5 separate regions of the Homo sapiens genome follow, and all the other regions are linked to region 4. Evidence: chromatin loops called from intact Hi-C (ENCODE). Cell type or tissue: A673. All regions are shown on one strand. Each heading gives the region's core, and the rest is flanking DNA. Links, peaks and the distances in the headings are about the cores only.

Evidence for each region. A loop is a pair of places that touch in the nucleus more often than their neighbours do. Peaks named below come from ENCODE experiments on the same cell type or tissue, not always from the same donor. Only the 100,000 strongest peaks of a DNase experiment are listed, where the experiment ranks them.
Region 1: it touches region 4 in a loop (4-fold over the local background); 9 of 110 quality-filtered maps call a loop at or near these places.
Region 2: a loop joins it to region 4, with 7 times the contacts of the local background. A loop is called at or near these places in 105 of 110 quality-filtered maps.
Region 3: a loop joins it to region 4, with 6 times the contacts of the local background. A loop is called at or near these places in 109 of 110 quality-filtered maps.
Region 5: it touches region 4 in a loop (5-fold over the local background); 4 of 110 quality-filtered maps call a loop at or near these places.

Annotation. Positions count from the first base shown.
Region 1 is chr7:30,060,231-30,066,630 of GRCh38, forward strand. PLEKHA8 (pleckstrin homology domain containing A8) reads left to right here. Exons shown (of 14, transcript NM_001197026.2): 10 at 654-712; 11 at 1,667-1,797; 12 at 2,442-2,512. Among named protein-coding and RNA genes, the nearest start is that of PLEKHA8, 35 kb to the left of the region's middle. In A673, for the core only: CTCF peaks have their summits at 1,814 (motif pointing left) and 2,569; a DNase peak (open chromatin) is centred at 2,551.
Region 2 is chr7:29,405,791-29,412,190 of GRCh38, forward strand. All of the region lies in intron 6 of CHN2 (chimerin 2), which reads left to right. Among named protein-coding and RNA genes, the nearest start is that of PRR15-DT, 150 kb to the right of the region's middle. In A673, for the core only: CTCF peaks have their summits at 3,168 (motif pointing left) and 3,368; a DNase peak (open chromatin) is centred at 3,151; H3K27ac peaks cover 2,977 bases.
Region 3 is chr7:29,103,518-29,109,917 of GRCh38, forward strand. The region is part of intron 3 of CPVL (carboxypeptidase vitellogenic like); the gene reads right to left. Among named protein-coding and RNA genes, the nearest start is that of CPVL-AS1, 26 kb to the left of the region's middle. In A673, for the core only: a CTCF peak has its summit at 3,063 (motif pointing left); a DNase peak (open chromatin) is centred at 3,024.
Region 4 is chr7:28,923,190-28,929,589 of GRCh38, forward strand. No RefSeq gene overlaps it. Among named protein-coding and RNA genes, the nearest start is that of TRIL, 32 kb to the right of the region's middle. In A673, for the core only: a CTCF peak has its summit at 4,000 (motif pointing right); a DNase peak (open chromatin) is centred at 3,962; H3K4me3 peaks cover 712 bases; H3K27ac peaks cover 804 bases.
Region 5 is chr7:30,561,559-30,567,958 of GRCh38, forward strand. GARS1-DT (GARS1 divergent transcript) reads right to left here. Exons shown (of 7, transcript NR_038889.1): 4 at 2,173-2,440; 5 at 1-570. Among named protein-coding and RNA genes, the nearest start is that of GARS1-DT, 13 kb to the right of the region's middle. RefSeq lists an enhancer at 3,021-3,070. In A673, for the core only: CTCF peaks have their summits at 1,064 (motif pointing right) and 2,932 (motif pointing left); a DNase peak (open chromatin) is centred at 2,883.

The sequences.
Region 1 (6,400 bases), core at 440-5,439, 1.1 Mb after region 4:
TAGGAGTTCGAGACCAGCCTGGCCAACATGGTGAAGCCCGTCTCTACTGAAAATACAAAAATTAGCTGGGCGTGGTGGTGGGCATCTGTAATCTCAGCTACTCGGGAGGCTGAGGGAGAATCGCTTGAACCTGGGAGGTGGAGGTTGCAGTGAGCCGAGATCATGCTACTCCACTCCAGCCTGGGGACAGAGCGAGAGACTCCATCTCAAAAAAACAAACAAACCGAAAGAATCATTAATGAGATATTTTGCAATCTCTTTTTCATACTCAGTCTTCCTAATCTGGTACGTATTTTACTTCCAGTACATTTTGGTTAGTACTAGCCACGCTGCAAGTACTAACTAGCCACATATCTGGTGGCTACCATATTGGACAGTGCAGCCCTAAGGATTACTATATGAATCCTAAACTTATAAGATTATCTTCATCTCACCTGTCACTTAGGGCCTCATTATAACTCACCTTGGAGTAGTGTAATAGAAAAAGATGGTAATAGTATCCTGGGAGCTTTTGAAGATTATGTTTAGATAAATGATTTGGAAGCAAAAATTAAAGTTGTTGGGGATCTGCTAAATTTATTATTACTTTATTATAAAAAATATTGCCACTTAAAAATTGCTTTTTCAGAAATGTTTTTAATCTTTTCTTCTAGACAAACTTGGCCCTACAGTGTTTGCTCCTGTTAAGATGGATCTTGTTGGAAATATTAAGGTGAGCATACTGGTTTGTCTCTGTGGAAACTTTTAAATAAAGGAAAATGTTCTCAACATTTTTGTGCTTGGCCAGAATAAATCAAAAAGTGAAAAATGTGTCACTGTTCTTTTAAGAGAGCAAGCATCTTTCTTCTCACACTGTGAATGCTCAGTAAGGGAATTACTAAGCCTTTATTATATGCTAGAGTTAAGCTTTATGGGGAGTAGAAGATTCATTTTTAAAATGAAACCAGGACTGCCTTTTCATGTGCACCGTGTGGATCAGTAGGGTTTCACTCTAATGTCCACACTGATTCTGTGCTTTTTTAGGTTTAAATGGTGATAAGTTATATTTTTCTAAAAGATAGGTTATATAGTGAAAATAGCTGTCAGTGGTCTGGGACTCAAAAGGCCCATTTCCAGTGGTAGTTGTGGGACCATCAACAACTCACCAAATCTCTGAGCCTCTTTCTTCCAGGTAAAATAAGGGATGGGTCCCCTTTTAAATGCAGATTAAATGTTACCTTCTTGAGGATACAGTGCCCAATAAAAATCTTTTTTGTCATTGGAGACTAGTCTTTGAGGAAGCACTATTAGGAATTCCTGTAGGTATACCTTTCTTTATTGTATTTAGGTGGAACAGTTGCAAGTAGTCTCATTAGAACAAATGATTGTTGAGTTTTATATTCAGAGTGAAAAGTATCTGCCAAAGACAAGCATGAGAGAGGTTCTGAGGCAGAAAAAATAACTTTAAGAACAAAACTTTAAACCCTGAGACTATTTAATTCCAGTTTAAGCTACATAGAATTCTCCAAAACAAATACTATCATGAAAACATAAGGAAGAAGGTAATAGGAGCTTAATTTATTTTCTTAGAGGCCTGCTTGCCAAACTTACAAGTCTCCAGACTATACTGAGTTGCTTGATAACTTCAGCATTTTAAACTTAGGTTGTTTCCCTGCTTTCCCTCCAGAAAGTAAATCAGAAGTATATAACCAACAAAGAAGAGTTTACCACTCTCCAGAAGATAGTGCTGCACGAAGTGGAGGCGGATGTAGCCCAGGTTAGGAACTCAGCGACTGAAGCCCTCTTGTGGCTGAAGAGGTGAGGCAGCTGGGGTGGGACAGCAGTTAAAATCTAGCTCAAAAAAAATTACCAGCAAAAAAAATTGTTACACAAAGGAGACTACTTCTGAGTGAAGGATCTAGTTGAATTGTGTAGCCTTTTCTAGAAGGCCTAATGAATAATACCACCTTATTTTTTTTTTGCCTCTCTTTTGATGGTGATAAATATTGTTGATAAGTATATATAAGATAGGAATCTTAAAGGCATTAAAGTCAACTGGCTTCTCTTTAAATCAGTGGCTCTCCAACTTCAGTGGCATCAGAATCATCTGGAGGACTTGTTAAAAACACTAGACTCGGAAACAGTTTCTGATTCAGTAACTCGGGTGGGGCCCCAGAATTTGCATTTCTAGCAAATTCCCAGGTGATGCTAAAGCCACTAGTCCTGGGACACATTTTGAAAACCACTTCTTTAGGTATATCAGATGAGATGAAAGATGGGCTCCAGAGCAAGCTAAAGGGAAGTGAAGGGAAGAGGTTCAGGAAGGACTGCCATATGATTTGACCTATTCACTGCTGTGCCTAAGATGTTACTGAAATGGAAGCTGATGTCTGCCATTTCTTTATACCCACTCAACATAAGTGAACTTTGAAAATAATATTTCTTCCTTTATTTTGTTTTAGAGGTCTCAAATTTTTGAAGGGATTTTTGACAGAAGTGAAAAATGGGGAGAAGGATATCCAGACAGCCCTAAGTAAGTGTTCTTTATGTTTTGTTGAATGAGTCAATAGACTGTGGAATGGAGACCCCTAGAGGAGGATACAGGGTATAGGGGATATTTCTGCTTTTCAGAATTTGATTTTGTTTCTTTTCTTATTTCATTATTATTCATTGCTTCTTATATGCTTTGTTTAAAAGTACCTATGAGACAATGACCTGGTAATCTAGATGTAACTTACTAAAAATCAGTATATTTTAAAGACGTGCTGAATAAGTGGAAAGCCATCTCTTAAACATAATAGGAAGACCTAATATTATCAAGAAGTTAGTTTTCCTAAATCTTCAAATATATTATAGTCTTTGAAAATCAGTATACAAAGAAAAGCTTGAACACCATAACAGCGGGTTGGCGTGGGGGAATCCCAGGGATTTGTTCTGGAGTAAGAGTAAAGGTTTTCGTCGTCGTCGTGTAACTCCTCAAATATATAATGCTGTGTGCGTCCCAGTTTCTAGTCATAAAGCCAAAATGGGATGAAGGGCTTGGTCAGAGGAGATCATCTTATATCTCCAGCACCTTAAAGTAGTGACTGCAACATTGTAGGTGCTTAATAAACATTGGACAGGTAGGTAGATGGATGGATGTGTGGATAGAGCCATTTATCAGACCAGTTTTGGAAAATGTTGAGATTGGGGAGCATCCTTAGAGTGCTTCTAATGGAGTGGCTGAACTCTCACCATTGATCTATAGGAAATTCTTCTAGCATGGGCCATGAGGCGTGTGTGGAGAAAAAAATGAACTGTGACATAAACTAATTAGATGCTTCTGGTTTGAGAGGGAGCTAGTGTTCTCTGTGGCTTTTTTTCAGTGTCACAGTTGGGTTCTACCTCCTTCTGTTAGTCCTCTCTCTGGGCCATGAGTCCTCAAGAATTCTGCCCCCACGTGATTTCCCGAGTCTGCCCCATCTAGCAACTGCTGATCTGCCATAAAAATGAGAGCTGACATTTCTATAGCACTTTGTGAACAATGTAGACTTCATAAACTTAATCCTCATTTCAATCCATTTTTACAGGTTAGGGAACTGTAAGATTAAAATATTGCTTAAGACCAGCATAAGGTCTGAAGCAGAGTGGCTTTGAGGCCCCTGCTTTGAAGGTCCACATTTCTCCTACAAAGGGTCTTTTCCACCATTCCTGGGCCACCTGCATTTTTACATTCCCCATACATCCCTGAATTTCAGGATGGTCTCAGTTATATTCTCCCCTCTGTGTCCTGATTTCAAGTACTAAAAGTATATTCAGCATGTCTACTCATGCCCCCTAGCCAGTATCTGTCAAGCTTTATGGCTTGTGGAGTGTAGGATCAGGAGCTCTGGAGTGGCTCTCTGGATTCTGCCACTTATTAGTGCTCTGCCCTTAGGCAAGTTATTTAACCTCTCTGATCCTCACTTTGTTCATCTATAAAATGGGAATGGTGATATTATTTCCCTAACAAGGTGGTTGTAAATATTAAGTAGGTGCATGTGCATGTGAAAAAATTACAGAAGTATTTGGTACGCAAAACACTCAGTGTGGCCGGGTGTGGTGGCTCATGCCTGTACTTTCGGAGACTGAGGCAGGAGGATCACTTGAGTTCAGGAGTTTGAGACCAGCCTATGCAACACGGCAAAACTCCATCTCTACAAAAATTAGCTGAGTATGGTGTTGCGTGCCTGTAGTCCCAGCTACTTAGGGGGCTGAGGTGGGAAGATTGCTTGAACCCAGGAGGTCAAGGCTGCAGTGAATTGTGATCATGGCACTGTACTCCAGTCTGGGCAATCGAGTGAGACCAGACCCTGTCTCAAAAACAAACAAACAAACAAAAAAACAATGCTCAGTCGTCAAGATTAGCATCTATTGTTGTGATAATGATGTTTTGTCATCATTATCATAATCATGATATATGAAGTTAATAACCTGCCAGAAAATAAGACTTATTTGTCCCACATCAGTAATGGAAAGTTTACAAAGCTTAGGTGCCAAGCCAGAAACTTCACTTCAAACTAACTTATTAGTATGGAATTTTCATGCTAGCAGAAAGACTTCTCCACCTGTTGGAAATGCAGAAGATACAGGGTTTAGCACTGTGTGCCCAGTGGACTCCGCTTGTCTCATGCTGCTATTACTTTGTTAGGGCTGTCTATGGAAGGGGAGTAGGACAATGCTGATCCCATTTAGCCCACTGGAAGAGCTGGGGTGGAACGGAACCCAGCTGCTTATGGGCTTTGACCCCCCTAGACATAGAAAGGAAACAGGATATACCATTTCTATCCAGTCCCAACCCCAATTCTGCCCACTTTTCTCTCTCCTTTTCTCCTCAAGGTTTCTCATCAAATGTTGTACTTGATTTGGAGACTGGGCCCAGGGGATGTATTGACTTTGTGAAGAAAGAGGAGACTTTGAAGGGCAAATGCTGCTTTGTGACTGCAATAATCACAGCCAGTCTCAGCTTTTTCTTCCCTCTCTTCTCCTTCGGCACAATTTTCAATGGAAAAGAGAAGGGAGGCTGTAAATTTGACATTTTTGTCCTGATGTTCAGGCTTATTTCAAAGAAGGTGTTTATGATTTAAATCCTATCTTTGTGGAAATCCCTAGTTTCTTGCTGCTGCTTAGTATGAGGAGATAAAGTTCCCCTATTAAACCCACCCTCCCTCCAAAGTTCCCCTGTTAAACCCACCCTCCCCTCCCACAGACACAGACACAACAAGCTCTGCGTAAACGGTTTTTTGAGAAATGTTTACACAATAGTTACTCAGAACCTGTAGGCTCCTTGATGCATATTTCTTCTGGGATAATGGTTCCTTTTTCTCATTTTGAAGTCCCAGCCTTCATAAGTAGAACTGATACCTTGTTTGAAATGAGGGAGGGTGAGTGAGTAGGTAAAAGAGAGTGTGTGCAATTTATATGCCATATATAGGCAAGTTTGTTGGCTTTTTTAAATTCTAAAGTTGAATTTAAAAACAGCTATCACTTACAGAGCACCCAGTGTAACTACTACACTAAGTTTTTGATAAATATTTTATTTAATCTTCCAAATACTCTCCAGTGAATAAACTGAGGTTTAAAGAGGATAAATACCTTCCCTAGGGTCTCAAAATCTCCATCGGTGGTTCTCAAGCTGTTCCAAGGTCAGCAGCATCTTTATCACCTGAAAACTCATTAGAAATGCAGACTATCCGGTTCCACCCCAGACCTGCTGAATCAGACACTGAGGCTGGGGCCTGGCAGTCCGTGTTTTAACAAGTCTTTCAGATGATTCTAATCCATGCTGAAGTTTGAGACCTAGTCATCTAGACTTAGGCCTTTGAGGTTCACCTGTCACTTGTCTACATCTTGATAATTTTGTGATTTTGACTGCATCTAAGAGATTTTTAATAAGCAGGAGTAAAACTGCTGAAATTAGTTATAGCATCAGTTTATTTTCCTCCTTTTCATCATAATTAGACAGCTTTCCAATAAAAATACTGCTTAAGTAAGGTTTGAGGTGAATGTTCATGAAACTTGTATGGTCTTAATGGCCTTGGAAATAGTACATTTATATGTAGAAGTCCTAAATAACATTGTAGAAGCCTTGTCTCCTTTACCTTTCTGGAAAATGCATCTCTAGTTATTGTATTGCTGCAGTTCTGTGACCTGGAATACTTCCAGCATCTGGAAGGAGCCTTAGACTTTACACTGCCCCTTTTTGCACTTGAGCCATCACTTGGCTTCCCCATAATGATAATCAGAGTGGAACATTTTGGGTGGTTTCATGCTAAGAGCTGCTGTGTTCCCTTAGTGTCCTAACATTCTTTAGAGGTCATTTTCAGGAGGGAGTTGGGTTCACAAGGCAGATATGTTTAATAATCTGCTTTAGAGCTGAGTCCCCCTCTCCATTGCATATTCC
Region 2 (6,400 bases), core at 676-5,675, 480 kb after region 4:
TTCTTCCTTCCCAGCTGCCCGCCTTTATATCCAAGGTGGTCCTTTCATTGGTTGTTTCACTGTTTCCATCATGTGATCTGCTGGCCTGTCCCGGTATCTTTGCCTAGGAATGATTCCCTACAATGTGCTTGAACAGAGGCCGTGGCCAGGCCAAGGAGTGAATGTCCAGCCCTCGCTTACTGGCAGAAGTCTTCATACAAGGTTGAGCCTGTCCCGAGTGGTTCTCCCCAGTGCCATGCTCGCATCTCATGGCTGGTGTCCCCGTGGTGACTCTGTGCTCATCAGAGTGTTATTGTTGTTGCTGTAATTCTGCAACAGCTCTTATTTGCTTTTTCTCTAGGACAGAGTTCAAATTCCTTACAGGAAATTTGCAGCCTGTTTAAGCCTGGGCCCCTTGGAGAAGCAAAGCCTGAGACTGGGGTTTGGTACAGATGGGGAATTTGGAAAGGCATCCCAGGGAGAGGAGGAGAAGCTGGGCAGGTAAATAGAGGAGGAGAGAGGCTGGTATATGCACGTTGTGGAGCTGATCACCTTCTCAGGAGCCGGGTAGAACTGCTTCTAAGAGGAATTGAAGTGGGAGTGTTTAACGCATCACCTCCTGTCCCCTCTTGGTTGAGGGGTACCTGTGAGCTGTTAACATTCTCCCCAGTTCCAGGCCAGGCATGCTGGAGAGCTAGGTGGGTGCCATGGGCATCCCTGGCAGCCTGTGGAGTCCAGTGCAGCTGTCCTTTTCTACTATTGAATAGAACCTGCCACACTCAGCCTCCCCTCCCCTCCCCGCCCTGGCATGCTGCACACCACCTTTATGAGAGTTCATCACCCTGTGTCCAGCGTCATTGTTTTGATCAGTGGTTCTCAAAGCATGGCCCTCGGGAACCAGCAGCATCAACATCAGCTGGGAGGCTGGTTAGAAATGCACGTTCCCAGGAGCCACTGTGTGGGGGACTCTGGGGTGCCCTCCGCCAATGTGTGTTTTAAGCTTTAGGCAGTTCTGATTCCCACCTGCATTTAAAAATCTGTGGTTTCTATGTCTGTCTCTTTCCCCAGAGGTGGATCAGTGGGAGGCAGAGGCTACTCCTCAGCCTACTTCCTAATTCTAACGCCCTCCACCTCACTCGGTGAAGCAAGCACTGATTGAATGAAAAATGGATGGGTGACTTTTAAAATGTAACACATTGCCCCACATTCACCCTAAGGAACAGCGTATCTCAAATTCACCAAGAGGGTGCCTCAGCATCTCCCGCACCGTCTCTCAGCACGTGCTCCTTCCTTCACTGGGCTAAGATCTGGCCACCAACTCCTTGTAGCATCAGGAGCAGCAGGAGTCTGGAGAAGCAGGGGAATCGTGGAGACCATCTCATGCAACCCTTCTGTTTTGCAGGACAGGAAACTGAGGCACCCGGCTCAATAGCTTAGAAAGTATTTCAGTGACACCAAGGAGGCTTGGATAGAAAAGGATGCTTTTCAGCAGCTATCTTAGAGTTAAGATTGTTGAGGCCTTTTTTTTGGATGGGATCCACAACTGTGCCACTGTGGAGGGGGTCTTGGTCCTAGGGGGTGGAGAGGCTTGGTGACTTCATTCAGGACAGTAGATTCAAACATAGTGTTACCCATTGTCCTTCACCAAGCAGAGGCGTGCATTCATTTGCCAAAGAAAGAACCTGAATTGTTAATGCAGAAAGCATTATGGAGCTGGAAAAGATCACTTGCATTACAGGGTCTAAAGAACCTATAGATTTTCTCTGCAGGAGGTTCTTTGGAAATAACATGTAACTGACATACCCAGTCTTTTCTCAGGATTCAAGGGTAAATGAAGATGAGCATAACTTAGCTATTATAGTAGGTGACAGGTACCCTGATGATGCTGACCAGCCGACTTGCTGCCCTTGCACGCAGTCATAAAATGGGGTGGGATAGGATGCAGTGAGAATGGATTTAACTTAGATTACATCCGCTCATGAGACTGGGTTTTGCCAAGCATTGTTTTAAACCAGAATTCCCTAATGATTTGGGATTTATCACTCAGTCTGAGCAATTGCTGATTTGGTTGGCTTGGTGGTTCTCAAACTGACTGAAGGTTGGACTCACTCTGGGAGCTTTTAAAAAAATGCCCATGGCCGGGCTTGGTGGCTCATGCCTGTAATCCCAGCACTTTGGGTGGCAGAGGCTGGCGGATCACTTGAGGTCAGGAGTTCAAGACCAGCCTGGCCAACATGGTGAAACCCCATCTCTACTAAAAATACAAAAAAATTAGCCAGGCACTGTGGCACATGCCTGTAATCCCAGCTACTCTGGAGGCTGAGACAGGAGAATCACCCGAACTCAGAAGGCGGAGGTTGTAGTGAGCCCAGATCACACCACTGCACTCCAGCCTGGACGGCGGAGTGAGACTCAGTATCAAAAAAAAAAAATAAATTAAATTAAAAAATATATATTAAAAATGCCCATGTTTGACCCCACCTGCCTATGGAATCAAAGTCTTCACTGGTGAAAGGCACCTGTCGGTCTTTTTTGGCTCCTCAGGTGATTGTCAAGTGCAGGGCTTGAGAACCTGGGTTAGATGGAAGGGGAGACGAGAGTAAAGGTGATCAGACATTTTGGAGCATTTTCTTTCAAGGACACCTGTCTCACTTCTTCCCATGCCTCTTATATTCCTGAGGCTCTTTTATGTTGTAAATTAGACCCTAGCCTTCTTTCTCTACTTTTACACAACACGTGAGAAGTCCTCTGGGGAAACATTCTTCACACAGTTAACTCTGGTGGCTACAGTTACCTGTGCTGGTTCAGGGTTTGGCTTTGCTCCCTTTCCATGACTCCTTTCCCGAGATTATTGCCTGAAATATAAATGATGGGAAACAATTAACTGAAGTGGGATTAAAGAATTTAATGAAGGGGCAAGGAAAAGTTAGTCCCTCTCTCAGGGGTCAGCTAGTGGTTTCTTTGGGTGGATATTAGAAAGAATCTCTTTTTACCAGTTCCTCAATATCGGTGTTTTCAAAGAGGAACGGAAGAGGAAAGTCATCCTAATACATTCAGCGTATGGAGGGATATGATGGGCCAAACGCCAAACCCTCCTTGTCCCCATCCAAAATCTCTCTAGGAAACAGCTAATTTAGAGACACGGCTCCCGAGAAAGTATTTTCTATGCAAATAGTGCCATCTTGTGGCTGAAAGGAGAGTTACATGCTGATGACACAAAGGACCAAACCTAACGGATGTGAAAATGTGCAAGAACAAATTTTTCAGCAATGAATCCATTGAGTCATCCCACTTTCCTCAAGTTTTATAGCACAGATCAGGCTACACAGTGGCTTGGGGTGTCTGTTCTGTAGCCTGTGCTCCTTCTCTGCATAAGCACGTGGGCAGCTCTGCGGGCCTAGGACTTGTAAAAATCATCCCAGGAATCTAATTCTAGTCCAAAAGTGCTCAAACTTCTCGGCCTCAGGACCCCTCTATACTCTTTAAAGTTACTGAGGACCCCAAAGAGCTTCTGTTAATGTGGGTTAAATCTTGATATTTATGGTATTAGAAAGTAAAATAGAAAAATCTAAAATATTTATTAATTCTTTCAACATAATAGTAATAAACCTATTATGTGTTAGTATGAATAACATATTTTTGTGAAAAATAACACTGTTTTCCAAATAAAAAAGTGATGAGAATATTGGCATTGTTTTTACATTTTTGTAAATCTCTTTAGTGTCTGGCTTAAAAGAAGACAGCTGGCTTCTCACATCTGCTCCTGTATTCAACCTGGGATATATTGTTTTATTTGAAGTATAGGAAGAAGTCTGGCCTCACACAGATGTGTAGTTGGAAAAAAGAGGAGTGTTCTTATAGCCTTTTCAGGTAAATGTGGGCTTTAAAATATATACTAGACCACAATTCAACAAGTGGTAGTTTCTTAAAGGTTAGTTGCAATGTCAATCACAGAAGGCAATTACTGTAATAAAATCAGTTTTGACATCATGGACTCTCTAAAGGGATCTTGGGGATCCCCAAACATTGGTGGGCCACAGTTTGATGAAGAGCCCAGCTTTTCAAGATGTTTATATTTTGACATCTCCAGAGTGGTGTTTGAGAGGAATTGTCCCACCACTTTTATCACCTTTGACTGCAGGAGGTAAATGATGCTGTCACCTGGGACTGCTGTACACCTATGGGGACTGGGCAGGCTATGATGAGGAGGCATTCTTCTGGACCTGACCCACCAAGCGCCTGCCCTGAGCACGACCTCAGAGCTCTTCCCAGTGGCTCTCACTAGGCGGTGGGGGGACAACAGGCTGAGTCTATATGAGTTTTAATTTTAGGGATCCCTCTGGGGTTGTTGAATGTTTTTAATTTCATCGAGGCTTTTTAATCATGGGACTTTTAAATAATTTATTCTGGAAGAAAATTTTTATAATGTTTAAAACAGGGTAGTGTCTTGTTTATATTTTAGTTGGGCTTAATCGTAGGAACAGTGTTGGTAGATTTAGGGTGATTACTTTCATTTTTAAGGTGAAATTGAGCTGTTTTTGTCTTTTTAGTAATTATATGGTGGTTTTTGGCTGTGAGTAAAATATTAATGTTTGTTTATTAGTCTAGGTGGGATGATATGTTAAAAAGATAAAAGACAATAATTTGGATAAGTATTTAGGGTTCTCTTGATTAAAGGTTTTTTTTTAATTAAATAGGTTTGAGGTGAGAAATGGAGAGTATATTTGCATTATGTCTGTGGGTCATCTATTGGCACTTAGTTTTTTAATTGGTAAGCGTTGAAATAGAGACTCTTGTTTGAGGAGTCTTAGCCCCTCACCTAAATTGGGTATTTTGTTGAGTATGGGATGTGAGATTATACTTGACTTTTTTGATTTGTTTTTCTAATTAGGGGAGTTTGTCTTTTTTTGTATTTTTGTTTTTGAAGAAACTGGAGGGAAAAAGTTATAGGAGTTGATGAAAAAGTTGAAGGAGAGTGTTATTATTTTAGACCTTTGTAAGGGGAGAAAAAGTTGAAAGTAGTGAGACATAGTAAAAGTTGAACTTTTGATTTATAAATTTGAGAAGTTTTTAAAGAATGACTGTTACATATAATGCTCTAGTTATTTAAAATATTATCTAAAACTTTAAAAACACAGACTTTCCTCCTCAAATCCCTAAACTCTCCTCCCTTACTCCCTAGCCACATTAAAAATTCCCCATTTCTACTTTTTATTAAAACAAATTTTTAAAATCTTGCCTTCCCCACCTTCTTACTTTAATCAGATCAAATAAACATTTCTCTATCTCCAAACACCTGTGTATCACTATTTAACATCAACTACACACCAAGTACACAAACCTAAATTTAGACTTCAACACAAGCCTAGGGCCTGTGTCATCAGGAAACAGTTCTGCAGGTGCAATTCTGATATATATGGCCAATGAGGAGCCACCGACTGGGTCTCATTCTCTTCTCCGTACAGAGGAAATACCAAGACTCAAAGCTCAAAGTGACATTGAACAAGGAGGGTTGGAAGGAGGAAACACAATTTTAGCAGAGCCTATTATTTTCCTTCTTTGGCCTCGTACTGGGTATCACCCTCTTTGTTACCTCTCCTGGGCTTCTCCAGCTACCATCTTTGTGTCTATTTCATCAGGATGTGGCAGTCTCCCCACCCCACCCCCAGAGTGAGTAGCTGTCATTTTTGCCACCCAGAGCCACCTCAGTGTAGGAGCTTCTGGTGGAGTCATATCTGCCCACTAATCCCAGAGGTGGATTTGTGATTCAAGGCCAAGCCGAAGGACCCCGTGTCCCTGGCTAGGGTGGTTGGTTCAAGGGTGACCATGTGGTCAAGTCAGAGCCAGGGGAAGACAACAGACTTTTACCGTGAGTTCCAGGAGCCAGGCCTTTCACCCTCTTTCTGCTTGGCTCAATTAGGCAGGAAGTAGAGCCTGGGCTGCTGAAGGCTTCCCGCCACCCGATAGAGCCTGAGAATGGAGCCTGGAGAAAGTAGAGCCTGGAGATGGGGAGAGAGAAGCTGAGTCCTGAGGCCTGATCTGAGCTTCTCGCGGAGCTGCCCTTCAGCCCGCCCCCGTCTCTGGATGTTCCAGTACTGCTGGCAGTTCATTGCTGCCTTGCCTTTGAGCTGGGTAAGCAGATGTTGGTGCTGCATTTAAGTCGGCAGCTGCTATCATCCCCACAAGAACTGGAACCCACCTGTCAGCTCCCTGCCACCTCTGCTGTCCTTCATTCCCACTCACCTTACTTGTCACCATTACTGAGGAAGCTTAGCTATTCAAGTTCAGGTTCATTTTAATTTTAATCCAATAATCCACACTACCCTTCTTTAAAATGGTGGTGTTAAATCAGAAAAAGGGGACCTCTAGTGTTTACTGAAATGGGTAGGAATGTAGCATCTTGTTTACCAGGCAGACATGG
Region 3 (6,400 bases), core at 878-5,877, 180 kb after region 4:
GCTGGGATTACAGGCATGAGCCACCACACCCAGCCTCATGATTGTGTTTTATAAGAGGACTTTATTGGAGTGACCCTTGGAAATTTTAGGAATCTCAACAAGTGTTAGGGCAACATTTTGGACCGGAAAGTCACTTAAAGTAGACAGGCATCTGCCAATCTTCAGGACTGGTTACATATCCCTAGCACCCCTTTCTTCCTATCTCCAATAAGGAATGCCACGCTTGGTTAGAGAAAACAGCAACTAAACCACTAACAGATCCAAATCAATGGCACTGCTTAAGATGAGAAGTGCAATTAGTAAATTAATTAAGGCCCTCTTCACACTTCTATATGCAGAGGCTGATCATTTGCTTGGTTTAAGTAATGTGTTCTACCTTAATTGAAGTCATTAGTACCCCAAGTAAATGTCTTTAAATTCCCACAAGTATGTTTAAATGGACTCCCATTTTGCCATACAGATCCCAGTTCAGCTAATACTTTAGCTGCTACACTAATGGTATTAATCAAGGCAGAGCTTTTTATTTAAAGCAATTAATTTTGTGACTAGAATTGTTAAATAGGTACATAACATTTTAATTCTACACACACACACTCAACACATACACACAAGTTGCTAAAGACATTCATGTTTTTCAAAGAAATTTTATTTCAAGTGGTTGGTGTTGACTACTCACCAAATCTTCCTTTACTATGACTGCTGCCATGGCACCATCATACAGAAAATTAATTTTTTCAAAATCTTTTTTGTTTTTTGTTTTTGAGATGGAGTCTCACTCTTGTTACCCAGGCTGGAGTGCAATGGCACGACTTGGCTCACTGCAACCTCCACCTTCCCAGTGCAAGCGATTCTCCTGCCTCAGCCTCTGGAGTGGCTGGGATTACAGGTACCTGCCACAGCCCCTGGCTAATTTTTGTATTTTTATTAGAGACGGGGTTGCACCATGTTGGCCAGGCTGGTCTCGAACTTCTGACCTCAAGTGATCCACCTGCTTTGGCCTCCCAACGTACTGGGATTATAGGCATGAGCCACTGCACCCAGCCTCAAAATCTTTTTTTGTTTTGAGGCCTTCTTGCATCATTCCGAAGCTCCTGACTCTCATCAAGTTTTGGCTTGTCTCATTGATTTGTACCAGCTTACACCCCATTAGAATCCTAACTTTCTCCTTCCTAACCTTTCTACCTGGCTCATTCCTTCATGAGATAGTTATGGCTATTCTCTTTGTGCCTCCTGCCAGAAAGTTATACTTTATAAGGAATAGGGAAGTGGGCGGATGCAGGGAGGTGTGGAGAAGACACCTTACTTTCCCTTCTTGATGCAAAAGTTAGTTACTTTCTCTCTATGTTATTTCATTTCCACAAAGGAAATCAGGCATGCAAAAGTTTCTGCAGAGTGTTCAAATATACCTATACCTATGGGTGGTGATCTATAACATCACCTTAAGCTACTTTCTTTTTATTTTGTCTCTGACACCCTCTATTCTTCTATATCTCTGATGCCATTAAGTACGTAGCAAAGAGAAGATAAATAGAGTCAGTTTGAAGAAGACAATTATCTGTGATCTCCAAATCTTTGTTGCACTGCTGGTGGATTTGTATCCACCTGTGTTAGATACATTTTGAGATATATTTTAATAAATCTGTCCAGTCCATGTCCCCTTCTCTAAGAAATGAGTCTCCATTCATCCATGGCTAGCCTGCTAGCCATGTTTATATCATGGCTAATACCCAGCACCTTCAGTCTCAGCTGACTGGACCAAGGAAGAAGACGTGATCCAGACTGTGGCAGCCATGGGTGCTAGTTAATCTCTGCTGGCTACATGATGCAAGGACAGGTAAACTTGGAAATGAAAGGTTGGCCATACTTGGCCGAGTGCCTGGAGAAGCAAAGCATGTTGATCTGTCAAGGGAGAAGAATGAAGCACAGATGAGGGAATCCTGTGGTCTCAGACAGAATAGGGCTGAGACAGAAAGACTGACTGCCTTTCCTCCCGAGGCTTTTCTATTACTCGTTCCTTAGGCCAGACCACATGTCCAGCCCTTGGTGTCTCAGGGCTGGAGAAAGATTTAGAATGGTACCTGCATCAGTTAAGGCCCAATCAGAAGTCAAAAACCACAGAGTCATTTTAATTTTTTATTTAATTTATTTTTTTACTTGGAAACATTCACCTTTAATTCTGTTACAAGTTCCAGTGTTTACTCTGGCCCCAGCCAGCCATGGGTATCACAGACACCCTTGGGCAAAAGTGAAGATGAAACACCAGAGGGGCCTGTTCTCCCACAGCCACATCCTCAGTGTTGGCCAAAGACCAGAATGCTGGGTAGGCTTCCTATGTCCACTAAGGAACAAGGAAATGTTAATACCTAGAAGTATTCATTATTACAGAGAACTAAACATACATATACAAAGAGAATTCCAAAGAATGCCCTGGGCTAGGGAGAGTGCTCACAGATGGACAAGCCCATAAGTTAGGGAGGGGACCCTTCCCAAGGCTGCTGTCCAGACCTCGGTGGAGAAGGTATGGTTGCAGCCTTCTGAGTAGCTGAGAAGTTCACTGAGTACCCTGGTCCAAAGCTGGTCAACCATCCTTGGGTAAATAGGAACAGGTGGGCTGTGACTGGCAGGTGGACACAGAGAGACTCAGGAGGCTGGGAGCCTGCTTGCCTGAAAGGTTGCACACAGCCTGGAGCACACGGTGTCCACACTGGGAGGGACAAGGGAACGACCCTCTGGGGTGCAAATGGCCAAGGCTAGTGAGAGGGCTGCAGAGAGAGCAGGGCTGTAGGGAGCCTGCTCACCGGCAAGGCCTAGGGTATATTGTGTTCATACTGGGAGGGCCACAGCCAGGTGATCACCTGGACAGAGCCAGGGATATCATCTTGCTAAGAGTCTTGGTGGTCTGGGTGCATAGCTAAGGCAGAGTGTCACTGGATGTCCCCACCCCCCACCTCAACACACTGCTGACAGACTAGGCAGTGGGGCCAAGAAAAAGCCAAAGGCAGGACATAGGCACAGAAAGAGAAGACAAATTCCTCCTGCAATGTCTCTCCAGCACCCTCTACTGACAAAGCTTAATATTGTGCTTGCTGCAAAGGAGAAATGCTGAGAGCTCTACTATGGCAGAACAGGGAAGAGGGTAGAATTGGAGCTGAGAGGCAAAAAAAAACAAAAATTAAAAGTAGCTCGCATAGTAATCCCCACTCCTTATGTCCTCATCCTTCCCCCAGGCAGGGAGTATATGCTAGTTGTCACAAGATCTCACAGCCACAGCCTAGAAGTACAAGACAAGAAGCTATGTTAGTTATCTAATGCCGCACAACATCTCTCCAAAACTTAATGGCTTAAGACAACAATAATAATTTTTGATCTCTCGGGATTCCTGTGGGTCAGAAATTTGAGGGTGTCTGGCTGGGCAGTTCTGGCACAGGGTCTCCCATAAACTGTGGTCAAGGAATCAGCCAGAGCTGCAGTCATCAGAAGGATTGACTGGTACTAGATGAACCTCTTCCAAGGTTGGTACCCACTGGAGGGTGGAGGCCTCACTTCCTCTCCACAGAGGCTCAGCCATGGGGCTGTTTGAGTGCCCTCCCAACATGGCATCCTTTCCTCAGACTGAAAGATTCAAGAGACCAAGGCACAAGTAATATTGCCCTTTATAAGGTAGCCGTGGAAGTCAAACATCATCATTTCTGCTAGCATGTTGGTCACAAAGCCAGCCTTGATTCAGTATGGGAGGGGACTGCCCAAGGGCACATACACCAAGGGATGAATGAAGAGCACTGGGAACTAGCCTGAAGGCTGGCTACCACACAGGCCACACGTTCAAGGGCTCCTTCATTCAATCCACATCCTGATTTGGAGTTACTGGATATTTTTATACTTAACTATAGAACCACAGAATGTAATGCTGGGATGGAGCCTTAGCAATCCACTAGGTTTAACATCTTTATTTCTAAATGAGAGAACTGAGGCCCAGAGAATACGAATGCCATCTCCCAAGTTATACAGCCGGGAATCGCAGACTTGGAATTAGAATCCCTGTATCCAAACCTCTAGATCTCTTTTCCCAAATTCCAGCCCATTGACTGGCTGCACTGGGACCACTGTGGAGCACATTACAAACACTGATCCCTGGGCCCTCTCCAGATCTGCAGAATCAGAATCTCTGCTGGGTGCAGCTAGACAATGAGCTGGGAGATCTGTCATATTTCCAAAGCTCTCCAGGTATTTCTGGTGAGCAGTAGCACATTTGGGAATTCCTGTCCTCTTCCACATTAACTGTGTTACTGGAGAAGTTCAGATGTGCAGATGAGGGAGTGTACATGGCACCATGCTGAAGTATGGTGGGGCCTGATTCCACGCCTTCACCCCCAGGAAGGGCTGTTCTGTTGGCTTCCAGGCACCTCTGGGACATGCTCTTCTACTGCCAGAGAGAACGCCTTTTGTTTTGGACCAGGAGCATTAGAGCGGTTCATTTTCTCTCCAATTGACTGCTGATTGTGCTATCTGATCATCCTAGTATCTGATTCAGCAGGGCCCAGCCTGCAGGATCCTGAGAGGGAGCCCTTCCTGTAGGTTGCCCCAGCACCTCACGGGCCTCAGCAGTGTAATCCTGATCTTTCATAGACACTAGATTCTCAAATCCAGGAATCTGGGCCTTTCCTCTTGGCCTGAGGATCAAGGTGGGGTCCTCCGTGAAGGGGCCTAGGCCTGACTCTAAATGCCCCAGGTTTTGGCTCCATGGCATTTGAGGTAACTGATCTGCAGGTTTTGGCTAAATGTGTCCAATGAATTATCTATGTTCCTACATCTATAAGGCAAAGTCCAATACTAGCTATTTTTTTTCCAATGAGAAGGATGCTGACTTTAAAGAGTAATAATCTCTATGTCTTTTTTATCTTCTTCAGTGCAAAAAAATCCCAATTTCACTTAGTAATTTCCTGACCTGGTAGCAATTAATCCACCTTGATGGCTGGGGTTCAGGTCCTTCTAATTTACAATTTCCCTCTATTTGCTGTCATCTGTAACCTCTCAAATTGTGACTGGTTTAGTTCTTGACATTATTTGTGTTAATAATTTTAAAAGTAATAATAACCATAATAATCGTAATCATAATGAAATAATGACAATAGCAACTATAGTTACTATGTTTTAGGTGCCACTCTAATGCTTTCCCTTATTATCTCTTCTGTCTCAAAACCATTGCCAAGTAGGTATTTTGGTCCCCATTTTAAAATGAGGAAACCAGTGCTCAGAGACACTAAGAAATTCCCCAAGGTCACCTTTAGCTTAAGCAGCGAAGCCAAGATTTCTATCCAAGCCTGACTTACCGAAGAGACTGTAGTCTTGGCCACTATACTCAAGTGCCTTCCATGACTCGTTTTCTCTGGATCTAACACATGACGGCCAAGCTCAAGGATTTCCACATCGGAGGCCTAATTTTATATTCCAGTTCTGCCAATTTCTAGTTGAGTAACTTGGGGCTGATTATTTAATCTCTTCATCTATAAAATGAGGATAACAATTCCTTCCTCATGGGGTTCAGGTAAGGATTAGATAAGAAAATGCACAGTGCCTAGCACATAGTCAGTGTTCAATTACCAGCAGCTATAACTGCTACATTTCTGCTAGTTTCCTTATACTTTTTATCCCATGCAAAATGCCTACTCCTTTCTCTTGCAGGTTGTATTCCCACTGCACACCAATTTCAAGTTCTGGAATTTATTCTGCACTGATTTGTATACAATAACAGGGCAGTCTCACAGCAATAACAGGAAAACAAAACTAATTTAAGAAACAGCATCCCCCCAAAAAATACTCAGAGGATATGACAAGTGTGCCATCCTTCCTGGATCTCTTATTTTCTCTACCTTCAGTTTTTTAAAGGGGTCATTTCTCCCCTGGTGACAATATCAGCTGCTTCCCTATGACAGACAATGAACTAATATCTCTGCCAAATGTGTCTCAGTGACCACTGCTTCTTCTTGTCACACCTGCTTTATCTCCTTCACCCAAACTGGTGTGACTCCATAATTTATAGCCAGAAGCCTCAGATATCTGGCTCTGCATGTGGGCTTCCTGGTAAGAGGTTCTTGGAACAATCTATCTTGGCTGCCACATGGTGGTACCCATCTGTGGGTACCGTTTTTTCATCTCTGCCCCTCTTCTCCCGAAGCTTCATCTATCACTCTCACCAGAACACCATGTACACTTAAAGACATTCTTTCCCGTTGTGTCTCCTGGGATCATCTTAGGTTGTGTTTATGGCTACAGTACTGGACTCAAAAGAACATAACCTGGTCAGGGGATGCACAGCTAGGTTTTCATTTAATTAAGGGGAAAAAGCAAAAACCAACAGTCCAGTCATTGTTTAATGAAGGGGGTTTTCAGACTTCAGTCT
Region 4 (6,400 bases), core at 876-5,875:
TTGATCTCTATTTTACAGCTAAGGAAACTGAAACCTTTCCTGGCACCCAAAGATTGCAAAATCTTCTGCAGCACAAAAGAGTTTTTTGTGTCCTAACATCTCTCTGATGCTTGTGAGAAAGTGTAAATTCCAGTAGGCACTTTACCCAAGCCACCTTGAGGCTCTGGTTTTTTAGTTCATCCCACCCCAGGCCCAGGCAGATATGGTTGAATTCTAAGGTTTCCATTCTTTCCCATTGACCAGAGCAGGCTGGCACCCAAAGTGCTGATCAGGAAGAAGGCCCCTCTTCCACCACCATCACAGAATCCCCAAGGAGCTTGTCTTCCATCCTAGGCATGTAAAATGATTTACTATCTGCGCCCTTCAGCTGTAGAGCTGAAATCTGCATCCTGTACCTAGTCCCTCATGATAGGGAAGAGGTAGAAAACAAAACACCCTCCACTCATTTCTTATTCATAGAGCAGCCAATGTAAAATATGATTACATACATGATGGATTGGATCCGACAGATAGTATAAAAGGCAAGCCGGGGAACATTAACTAGGGAATGGATTTTTCAATGATTTCCAATGTCTCTTGTAGTCAACAGTGAAGGGAAGGGAAGGGATGAGACAAATGCAAAGAGACACACACATAACTTTCAGTATCAAACTTTAAAATACATTTCACTCTCAGATAAAGGCTTATTGCGTGTTTATCCTATGCTTTGCTGTGTGCTTTATATACGTGATTTCTTATTTATTTATTTATTGAGATAGGTTCTTGCTCTGTTGCCCAGGCTAGAGTGCAGTGGCACGGTTTTGGCTCACTGCAACCTCTACCTCCCAGGCTCAAGCAATCCTCCCATGTCAGTCTCCCTAGTAGCTGGGACTACCGGCTAATTTTTGTGGGTTTTTTGTTTTGTTTTTTGGTTTTTGGTTTTTGTTTTTTTTTGTAGATACAGGGTCTCACCATGTTGCCCAGGCTAGTCTTGAGCTCCTGGACTCAAGTGATCCCCCCTGCCTTGGCCTCCCAAAGTGCTGGGATTACAGGAGTAAGCCACCGCACCCAACCCGATCTCTTTTAATTACCTTTGTTCTACAGAAAAGATTAAAAAAAAAAAAGAGGTTCCAAGAAGGAAGTAAAGTACCTCAAGTTTACCCACCTGGTAAGTACTGAGCAGGACTTGAATCCAGACCTTGTCTTGCACACCCAAACTGCTCTCCTCGTCCATGAGCCGCCCTGCTTGCTTCCCGGACCCTGACGCTATGATGGCCAGGACCTACCTGTATGTTTATAAACCACTATCAGCTGCTGGCCACTCTAAATAGGTGGCACCTGAGACCAGACGCAAACTCCTGAGAAGCGAGTGAAGCTGAAGCCTGAGGCCCTTCTTCCTCACAGGCCTCTGTGAGTTCTGTGAGGAGTCATCGAGTTTTCCAGAAGAGAGGAAGCTGGGTTGCAATCAGAAAGCATTTCTAATCAGCCATTTTTGGTAAATTGCCTAAAGAGATCTTCATGAGAAAAAGGATCTAAACTTACAAGTCTCCAATAATTTTTTGTGATATCATTTTTCATTCTAAAGAAATGTTCACTTTCCTGCCTAATTTTGTATTTGTAATTGTATATTCTTTTTAAAAGAAATCATATGAGCTTTGGGCTTCACAAAATCAGGATCTCCCCTGCCTGTGCCTTTTTCCAGTGCTTAAACATTTTGCCTCTCATCCCCTAAAAAGCTAAACAATTTATTGTGATCTTGAAGCCATCATTGCTGGGCATAGTCCTGAAATATAGTTTTCCTGCAAAAGGAGAGGGAGGGGAGGAAGAAGGAAGGGAAGAAGGAAGGGAAGAAGGACAGAAATGCACAAGATTATATGTAGAGTTAGTAATTCATTTAATGTTAAGGAAGGAAAGTCACCACCATTACAAGCGCCTCTTTAAAAAAAAAAAAACACCCTTCCACATAGACTGAATCTCGTCTTCTCTTATGAAGGTTCTAAATTCCTAAAGATGGCTTCAGTGGACCATCCAATAATCAGATAAAAGGTCCACATTGCCGTGGACACGACATGGCTAAAGACAGGACCTAGACTTTGTTCCTGGGATTTTGTGGCATATTGTTAACACAAATCACCTGATTACGTTAGCCAGCAATGATCAGTCATGTATTCTTTCGCCTTCATCCTGCTTCTCCAGTTAGAGGGTTTTGAAAATCCCTTAAACAATTCAACCACTTGTTACGGAAGGTTTCCACAGCCTCTTGTCTCCTTTGTCACACAGAAATTCCCCCAAATCATCTTGGCTGCTTACATCTACAGAGCTATAAACGGGATGCGAGTCCTCAGCGGGGAACACCAGAGCCCTCTGAGGGTGGGGAGCTTGGCGTCATACCAACTTCCTGGACCCACACTATCTGGGTTCACTAGTTATACTGATCAGACTGGCAAGTCCTCCTATGGGAAACCTTGTTTTGCGCCCCTCCATAGACATCACCTTTGTTTTTAGGTAGTATTGATCACCCGAGGATTCGGGTTCAGGCCCACGTCATTCTAGGGTCTCAGGGTCAGAGCAAGTAAGGTGATAAAGTAAAAGGGGTTAAATAATCTTATAAACACATATTCACACTGGAGATTTCCATTTTTTCTATTTCTTTTTATGAAACGTTTATGCACGCTTTATGGTTCTAAAACACAGGCTGCTGTTTAAGCCATTCACAGAGATAGAAAAGAAAAGAGAAGGAGAAAGCTTTTTAAATGTGGGGGCAGGGGAAAGCGGTTAGTGGAACTTCATCTGCTGAGTGTTCATACAGAGCAGAAATAAAGAAGTGTGTGTCTATCCTATGAAGCCTATAAATCTTAAGGAAACCCAACTGTTGCCGACCCAAAAGCCTTCTGCAAATTTGCTCTTCACAGTATCTGACCCTCCAGGCTCATTGTTCTGTGTTTTCCTGGATTGATATGGCCTAAAATCAAAACTGCATTCATAGCTCGGAAGTAATTTAATAGCTCTAGTCTAGAATTAAACTTTTTGGTCATTCATTTTGATTAATTGCTAAAAGAAATTCTGGCGCTTATACCCCTAAATACAATTTTATTTTGTGGAAACAGAAAACTTATTCTACAAAGAAGTCAACCTCTATCATAAATTCACCATCCAGGCTTGAGTGGTTTGACGTCTGGGTGCTGTACCTTGGAGACATATAATTGAAGCCCACGTGTAGATGTAGAGGTACTTTTAAAAATTTCCTCCTTGAAGATGACGTTTAACTCCACAGAGTAGCTTTCTTTGTCTTAATTCTCTGGGCTTCCATTTTTAAAAGAAAAAGCTATCCTCAAAGGCTTTATAGGGTTATTAATTACACAATGTCACCTATCGACAGAAGAAAGCCACTGTGACAGTCTCTAGCTGTCTGAAATTTAAGTAGGCTTACCAAAGCTCTTAAGACGACAAACACATGCATTTGTAGGACGGTTCCTGTCCCACTGAGGTTAACTAAATGGTCTGGGGATGGGCAAGGAGAAAGAAGGGGAGCACTTGCAAAGTAGCTGGCTCCACTTTGGAGGAAAAAAATCCTGGGGTTGTTTTTGAGGTCCGGCTGAGAACCAAGAGCAACAACAAATCATCTATATTTTTTTCAGCGCATCATGTCTATTTTTCACGTAGCAACTCCCTTCCGGGCATTCGGAAAACGCTCCTCGTCGGATATTTCTACCCACAGGATGCTCTTTCTGTTTAACATGGAAGTAGCTTTGAATTCTCTCTGCAAAGAAGAGGTCCGGTATCCCGGCGGGAGAAGCAAAGTGCCACTGGGTGCTGGAACGTGGAGGAGAGGGCTCGCAGGAGGAAGGGTGGGGCTTGGGAAGGAAAAAGGCGCGGCTCGGAGGAGAAACCGGCTGCTCACAATCCGCGAAGCCAGAAGTTACCCGGCTCGTGGAACCACGTCCACTTCCCCCAGCCAGTTCCCTCCTGGGTTTCATTCTTAAAAAGCGATTTGTATTGGTGCCTCTCTTCCGTGTGCTACAAAGAGAAGTGACCGCTAGAGGGCAATATGCTGCAAAATAAGAATTTGATCGCACATGAGAAGAGCTGAAATAATAAGCATACAGATAGAATGAAATAGAGGTATTGTGAAGAAGTGTGGTGAGTAGGCTTTCCAATCCCTGTTCTCCATATCCATACACCCCCTCAAATATACACACTTAACTGAATGGCAAAGTATCTGCACTGCAGAAGCTAACCCATCATTTTTTTCTCTCTCTCTCTTAGTTTCTGAGAGTTGGGAGGAGTTTTAGGGAATATTGAACTCCTCGACATCAGAACAGGGTAGTTTCTGGAAGCTTTCACCGTTCATAAGCCCAGAGTATAAGATCAAAGTAGTGGTTCTCAACCGGGGGCCGGGAGGGGAGGAGGGGAGTTTGCCTCCCAAGGAACATTTGGCCTTGTCTGGAGAGATTTGTGTTTGTCACAGCTTGGGGGATGGGGTGAACATAGATACTACATAGATACTAGCACCTAGTGGGTAGAGGCCAGGGATGTCACTCAACATCTTACAATGCATAGGACAACCTCTAATAACAAAGAATCATCCCCTGCAGATGTTCATAGTGCCAAGGTTTGACCAGGGTCAAACATGAGTGCACAGCTTGTAGATGCATTTCCATCCAGTGAGGGTGTGGTTCAGTCCTCAGCACTTCAGCTCTTCTCAGTGTTGACAGGCATCTCCTATGCATTGTGCATCTTTCCCCTAAGTAGACCTGCTCCATGTGATTGAAATGTGTTGCCGCAGGTAAGCTGGTCTTTCAGATTCCTGCAGCACAGAGACCCATTTACTGCAAGGCATCTGCCCACTAGGACCCGGACTGGCAGAGCCTTCTGATGTGGATTCCCCAGCCCACCCTTAAGGGAGCCTCTGGGCACTTTAGTCAGGGACCTGGCTTCCTCCACTTACTAGTTGTGTGATCTTAAACAAGTCTTTCAGCCTCCTCTGTAAAATGGTGATGATAATGACACCTACCTCCTGGGGTCTTGTAAGGAGCAAATGAGCTCACAGGTAGAAAGCCTGGTAGGCCCATAAGGGCGTAGGCATTGTCTTCTCTTTCTCCCATAGTACATGATTCATTCTTTGTTTCCCTTCTAAAGGACTTAGCCCAAAGGCATGTGCCACATCTGTCCTTGTCTTATCACATTTAATTTTTTTTAAAAAATCTTATTTTAATGGGTCATTACTGCATACTTCATCTTTGTCTTATTATTATTCAATTATTCTGTCCAGAGACAGTACAGGGTGATGATCACAAATTCAAGACCCAGCCTGCCTGAAACTGAATCCTGTTTTGCCCCTCCCTAGACAGCTGATCTTGAGCGAGTTATTTAACCTCCTTGAACCTCAGTTGTCCCCCCTCTAAAATGGGTGTGATAACAGTACCCATCATTGTACAGATTAAATTAATTAATATTGGAAAAGTACTTGGAACAGTGCCTGGCACATAGTAGTACTAAATAAGATATAAATAAATGAAAACGATGGTGATGAGATTCATACTATTTCCCCCAACACCTAAAAATCCAACCTAAATGCACCAGAATAACAACTGATGGGATGGCTGAAGCTAAACTTACAATGCCAGGATTCCAAGGTCATTCATCTACAGGTAGGGGGCTTGAGGAAGAGAGCTTCTTTTGCATCTGAGAACATCCATAGTGCAGGAGCCACATCTGGCCCAGTCCTGTAATTTTACTAAGAAGGCAACTCGAGCACAGAGTCAATGGTGCACAGTAGGGAAGCAGGACCAGAACCTGCCAGTCAACACCACAGCTCACTCCTTTTGGCCTACATTGAGTTGCTTCAATCAATAACCACGGTACTGATCTGACACTGTTATTAACCTTCTCTGTGACTTGCAATCCGCTTCCCCATATCCTGCAATGGTGTGGTGTGGCTTATCATTTGCCCTCTGAGAATATTTGATGCCTCAAGGGACACTCAATTCAAAGTACCTAGAAAATACTAGCTGGGTTTTTAATTCTTCTACCAGTAGACTGGACTTCACCTTGAATAGAATACCACTAATACCACTGAAGGAAAAATTTAGAGGAAATAACATCAAAGAGTGAACACTACACAACTATGTTATTACAGAATTTTTCTCAAAAAATCTGCTGCCCTTCAAGGGTCACTCCTCAGATACTCACCCCATTAGCACCTTATAGTTACGTAGATGTGTTTCTTACACTGTGTTGTAACTACAAGTTTATTTTTCTTCTCATTCTATGAAATTTTTTTTTTTGAGATGGAGTTTCGTTCTTGTTGCCCAGGCTGGAGTGCAATGACACTATCTCAGCTCACTGCAAACCTCTGCCTCCCAGGTTCAAGCAATTCTCCTGCCTCAGCCTCCCTAGTAGCTGGGATTACAGGCATGTG
Region 5 (6,400 bases), core at 469-5,468, 1.6 Mb after region 4:
CCTTCCGGGAGTGGTTCCCAGAAATGTCGGTCTTAGCCTCTGACCCAGTGTCAGCGTGCTGTTCTCTTGCTCCTCCCCGATGTCAGTGGATTCATTTTTATCAAAAATGTCTTGATGTTTATTGTTAAGCTTGAATTCCCACACAATTTTAGCACTTCCCCCATTTTCTTGGTGTCTCAAGTGATTTTTCTTGGGACTCAGAGTTCAGAGAAACATGCATTTCCAGAAAAAAGCTGGGAAGGGACTCTTGCATGGGAACACTGTCTAAAAGCACTTTCACCTTGGTTTCTGGAAACAGGCACATTGCAAGCTACAGTTTAGGACCTGATGCCACTTTGAAGGTGTGTCAGCTGGACACAGAAAACGAGGTTACGGAAACAATGGTCCCAGCACAGCTCACTCTCCACCACGCTGCGCTCTCTCTCCTTAGTCTTGTGGGGCTGGAGGCACAGTGGCTTAGAAGTGGGGTGACCTGGTTGTGATCAAAAGGCTCCTCCCTCTGTTCACCATCCATGGAAAATGTGCCTCATCTTGCACCACACACCAGTGGAAAAGGGAATTTTAGGAAAACTAGGACAAACAAAAGTTGAATAGTTAGAGCAGAGCCTCTAGTATGGGAAGAACAGTGCTTAAAAATTACAGAAATTGCAAAGTATAAAATAAATAGAACACACTATATGAAATGTAAAACTCTCATGCATCGTTTTCTAAAGAACAGTATCAAAAAGCAAACAATATGACTTCCTTGTTAGAAAACAATTTGGAAAAATGGGTCTTTTTTGCATTTTTGATACAATTTGCTTCAGTAATGCCACTGATCGCAATTTATTCTAAGGACGTGATTCTAAATGCACAAAAGGAGATTTATACATATGGATGTTGATTCAACTCTTCCCTCTCTCCACCCAGAGCAACCAGGCATGAGCTCATCCTCAAAGCTGGGCACACGGGGCCACTGTCCCAGGATGCTGGGTGCTTGGCCCTGTAAAGGATGAGGAAAGGAACAGCTTTTCATTGCAGACAGTGGGGTCCGATAAGGCTGTTCTGGCCACTAGATGGTGGTTGTGTTTATCGAAGACTACTGGATGCCTGCCAAATATCTGTGTTAGTCCATTTTCACACTGCTATAAAGAAATACCCAAGACTGGGTCACTTATAAAAGAAAGAGGTTTCATTGACTCACAGTTCCGCATGGCTGGGGAGGCCTCCGGAAACTTACAATTATAAGGTCATGCTTTGGCAGGAGAAAGAGAAGCAAGTACCTTCTTCACAAGGAAGCAGGAAAGAGAGAGGGTGCACAAAGGGGAAAGAGCCCCTTATAAAACCATCAGATCTCGTGAGAAACCCCTCACTATTATGAGAACAGCATGGGGCAAACCACCCCCATGATCCAATCACCTCCCACCAAGCCCCTCCCTTGACATGTGGGGATTACAATTGAGATATTGAGCTTGGAACGCAGGAGGCGATGCTTCTGCCCTCTTGACTCTGGTTAGAATGTGCATCAGGTGAATCCTGTTTAGTCCTGGTTGCTGAACCACAGAGGGAGTTGAACATACTGGAGCTTATCCAGGCAATATGACCGTCAGGAAACTGCATCACTGAGGAAGTTCTGAGGGAGTTGGAACTAGACAGTTTAAAGCGACGGCCGGACAAGCTAGTGTCTCCTAGGAGCCAATGGCTAAGGGCAGAGGGAGCAGAGGGGTTCTGTATGGCCCTGGAGTGCAGAGCAAGTATCGGTGAACCGAAGTTACAGGGAGGCAGATGTTTGTCTAAGACAAAGAATCTTCTCGGGGTCAGAGCTGTCCGTGTGGACCGGAAGCCTGGGGAGGGAGTGAACAGCACAACCTGAGAGAAGTTTGAGAGGAGGCTGAGGAGTTCCTCTGCTCCCCCAGGAAGTGTGGAGCAGAAACCACATCTCAGATGCCCGCAGGAGCCAGGTGAGTCATCAGGAGGAGTGGTACAGCTACAGGCACACACATTAGAAATTAAAACCAACAGCAGCATCAATAAATACTGTGCAGTCCAAGCAAAACCTGCTGTGGAGGTGGGATTCAGTGACGCCCAAACTCTGCCGTGGAAAGTGGACGGGGGAGTGTATTGGTTTCTTGGGGCTGCCGTAAGAAACAACCACAACTGGGGGGCCTAAACCACAGAAACTCACCGACTCACCGTTCTGGAGGCTGGAAGACCAAGATCAAAGTGTTGGCCGAGCCATGCTCCTGCTGAAGCCGCTGGGGGAGGCTCCGTGTAGTTTCTGGGAGCCCCAGGCATTTGTGGCGTGTGGCAGCATCTCTCCGATCTCTGCCTCCATCTTCACACGGCGGTCTCTGCTCTGTGTGTGTCCAGATTTCCCTCTTCTTAATAAGGACGCTTGTCCCACTGGGTTCAGAGTCCACCCTACTCCAGCATGAGCTCATCTTCATTTAATTAAATGCATCTGCAATGACCTTTCCTGAATTAGGTCATACCCTGGGGTGACTTTCTCTTTTTGGGGGACACAATTCAGTTCCTAACAGGGAGTCTGAAGTCCACCCTGCTGGACACTTGTCAGCCTGGAACAACACCTCGCTTTGGAGGGGCTTTTGGCTTATGCGTGGGTTTTTGCCTGTCTCATATTCCTTGCTTGAGTAAGCTTCCTCCTTCCCACCAAACTGCGAGGTCCCAGCACCATTTAGTGGCTGAACCACCTTCTCTCTGCAGAAGAGGAATAGGGCATCTGGGATGCCGTAAGTAAGAGCTGAGAGGGGCTTGGAGGACCTCTCTGAGGTCCCTCTCCGGGGGCGGGACCTCTTCTGCTTGGAACCCTCTGGCTCAGAGGCAGGCACTGAAGGCTTCTGGAGGCAGAACCTGTGCATAGCTCCCACACAGCCCTGGCCTTGCTCAGCTGTTGATTTGTGGGTAGCTGCTGCCCTCTGCTGGACAGAGTGAAACGTGCTCTCCTTCCATTTCCTAGGACTCTTGTCTCCCTATCACAAGTTCCATTTCCTTCCTAGGACTCTTGTCTCCCTATCACCAGTTCCATTTCCTTCCTAGGACTCCTGTCTCCCTATCACAAGTTCACAAACTCACAGAGCAGAAAAGGGCCAGAAGGTCGGCAGGCCCAGCCCCATTATTCAGAGGCGGATACTGAGGCCAGAGAGGGGAAAGGCCTTGTTTAAGGTCACACAGATAGTTAGAGTAGGAGCTGGGACTAGAAATGGGTGGCCCTCCCTCAGCAGGGTCTGGAGGTGTGGGGTCCTGGAGGAGAAAGAGAAGGCACCTTACTCCTAGTAGAGACACCAGAAGGCTGGTGGGCAGTGTAACCAGGACCACCAGGTCAGCCCACCCACGTAGGAAAATCCCCTATCAGGCTGTGTGAGTGATCCCAGCTTTGCCTAACTCCACAATCCTAAAAAGTCACCTATAAACAGAATCTTTGTCAGTCAGATTATTTTCCCCTCTACCACCTTCTGTGTCCCAGATGCAGTTTTTGTGGCTGTTACCAATTTCATCATACAAGGCCCAGGGAGAGTATAGTAGGGCAAGCGCATTGCTCTAACAAATAGACCCCAAATGTATAATAACTCAAAGAAAAGGGAAGTTTACTTTTTGCTCGTTAATAGTTCAGTGAGCCTAGCAGAAAAGGGAGGGGAATGGCCGGGCGCCGTAGCTAAAGCCTGTAATCCCAGCACTTTGGGAGGCCGAGGCAGGTGGATCATGAAGTCAGGAAATCGAGACCATCCTGGCTAACACGGTGAAACCTCGTCTCTACTAAAAATACAAAAAATTAGCTGGACATGGTGGCAGGCCCCTATAGTCCGGGCTACTCGGGAGGCTGAGGCAGGAGAATGGCGTGAACCCGGGAGGCGGGGCTTGCAGTGAGCCGAGATCGCGCCACTGCACTCCAGCCCCGGTGAAAAAAACAAGATTGTCTCCAGTGGCCCTTCCTCACTTGGGTACCACTGAGTCTCTGATAAATGACTTAGTTATCAGATTTGGTTTCTAAATTTGGTGGATGTGGAGACAGAGCTGTGATCATCTTTGGTGCCCTATTAATTCCAGACTCTTTAAGTAGATAGCATATGAGAGCAGAGTTCACCTTTTCCACCCAAAGAATGTTACACCTCTCCAGGATGGTGCCGCAGGAACCTCCACTCTGTCTAAATACTGAGACATCCTCTGGCTGAGCCTGATCAGAATATGAAATTGAGGCAGGAAAAAAGTTTGGACCTGAAATTTTCTTTTTATCTTGAAATGGCAAGTGAATTTAGTCTTTGAGCTTTCATTTCCTACTGGGAATTTCATAATGGTACATTGTTTCTATTACACTGTAGGGCATCTTATTGTTGGCATTTTATTATTGGGGTATCTTAATTTGTCATTTAATCTCCCTTTGGAACATGGGATGAGCTCTCTCAGACCATGTTGTTCCTGGTCCAAGCCGAGGGTCAGGCTGCTGATTCTCGCGGCCCAATAACAAGATGCAGTTGAACTGGGAAGGAAGGAAGTTTATTTTTGTAACCGGGTACAGGGAGAAGGCCTGGAATATATCACCAGACTAACTCAAAATTACAAAGCTTTCCAGGGTTTATATACCTTCTAAGCCATATGTCTACATGTAAGTGTGCATTCATCTAAAGACGTAAGTGATTAACTTCTTCTAATCCATAACTAAGGTGTGAAGACCTTCTTCTGGAGCCTCAGTAAATGTATTGAATCTAGATGGGTCCAAGTGCTGGGGTGATTACCCTTATCACATCTCCTGCTAAATCACGGAGGTTTGAGGAGTTCATTTAGACCTCCAATAAAACTTGTGTCTTCAGACCCCCAGTAAAAACTTTTCTTTTCTTTTTTTTTTTTTTTGAGATGGAGTCTCACTCTGTTGCCCAGGCTGAAGTGCAGTGGTGTGATCCCAGGTCACTGCAACCTCCGCTTTCTGGGTTCAAGCGATTCTCCTGCCCCAGCCTCCTGAGTAGTTGGGACTACAGGCTCCCGCCACCATGCTTGGCTCATTTTGGTACTTTTAGTAGAGACAGAGTTTCACCATGTTGGCCAGGAGGCTGGTCTCAAACTCCTGACCTCAGGTGATCTGCCTGCCTCAGCCTCCCAAAGTGCTGAGATTATAGGTGTGAGCCACCGTACCCAGCCAATAAAAACTTACTTAATCCTAAATGGGTCTGGTTAAGAATTCCTTCCTCCTCTTGTCATGGTTCAAGGCACAGGAAAGACTTAGGCAAAAACTTGTGGTGGGCTTTTGTTCTATTCCAGCCTTTGTATAAGGTTACTGGCTCTTTCAACTTTTAATATTTAACTTAACCACTCAGTCAGCGCTGAAACAGTTGTTACAGAGGCCTGCCTGTTCAGCTGCTAGAGAGACCTAGGATGCCACAGTGTGGATGGGTAGAATTTGGGATGGGAAGTAGACTAAGGAGGGAATTTTCAGCCAAGGGTACAGTGTCCTTGGAGAGAATTTGATGTATACATTTTAACTGTTCCAGCCTCAACTGATGCTTGGTTCATCTCCCAGGACTCTGCTTTCCCCACAGTCCTCTCCAATGGGTGATCCTTCATCCCTGGGCTGCTCTAGACCACAACCTCTGTGTCTTGGGTAAAACCTTGCTCCACTGAAGTTCTTGGCACTTCCAGTCTAGTCAGTGCCCACCATCTGCCAACCTCCTACTGTCTGCCTTCATCAGTGAAGACCGTAATCATAGGCTCTCAGCTTCCTTCCCACTCAGAAGCCTCCCGTGACCCTGGATGACATCAACACATTCCCATGAAGGGCCGTACTAACACCCAAGCCTACCCTATTGCTTCAGTCTCTTGACCTACAATCATCCCCATCTCCACCCACATTAATGACAATTCTCATGGCAAATAATGACAATTTGTCATTATTCAGAAATGTACCGTTTCTGAGATATAGGTTTATTATCCCTAATCTGAAAATCTGAAATTTGAAATGCTCTAAAATCCAAAACCTTTTGAGCACCATTGTGATGCTCAAAGGAAACAATCATTGGAGAATTTTGGATTTCACGTTTTCAGATTAGGGGTGCTGAACCTGTATAATGCAAATATTCCAAAATCTGAAAACATCTGAAATCTGAAACACTTCTGGTCCCAAGCATTTTGGATAAGAAATATGCAACCAGTATTACCTTCAACATCCCACTCTCTCTAACTGTAAACTTCCATCCTTCTAGCTCTCTAATTTACTTATTTCTTCACTTCTCCTTGTAAATGTTAAAGGAAAATAAATCTTGGGACCTCAAAGTCACTAAGCCAAAGGGAAAAGTCAATCTGGAAACTGCACGCAAACCTGCCTCTCATTATATTCCTAAACAAGATAGCTAGACAGAACTCAAAGTCATCCCTCTGCTCACGTGAGACAAATGCATAGCTGATTGCTTCCTTT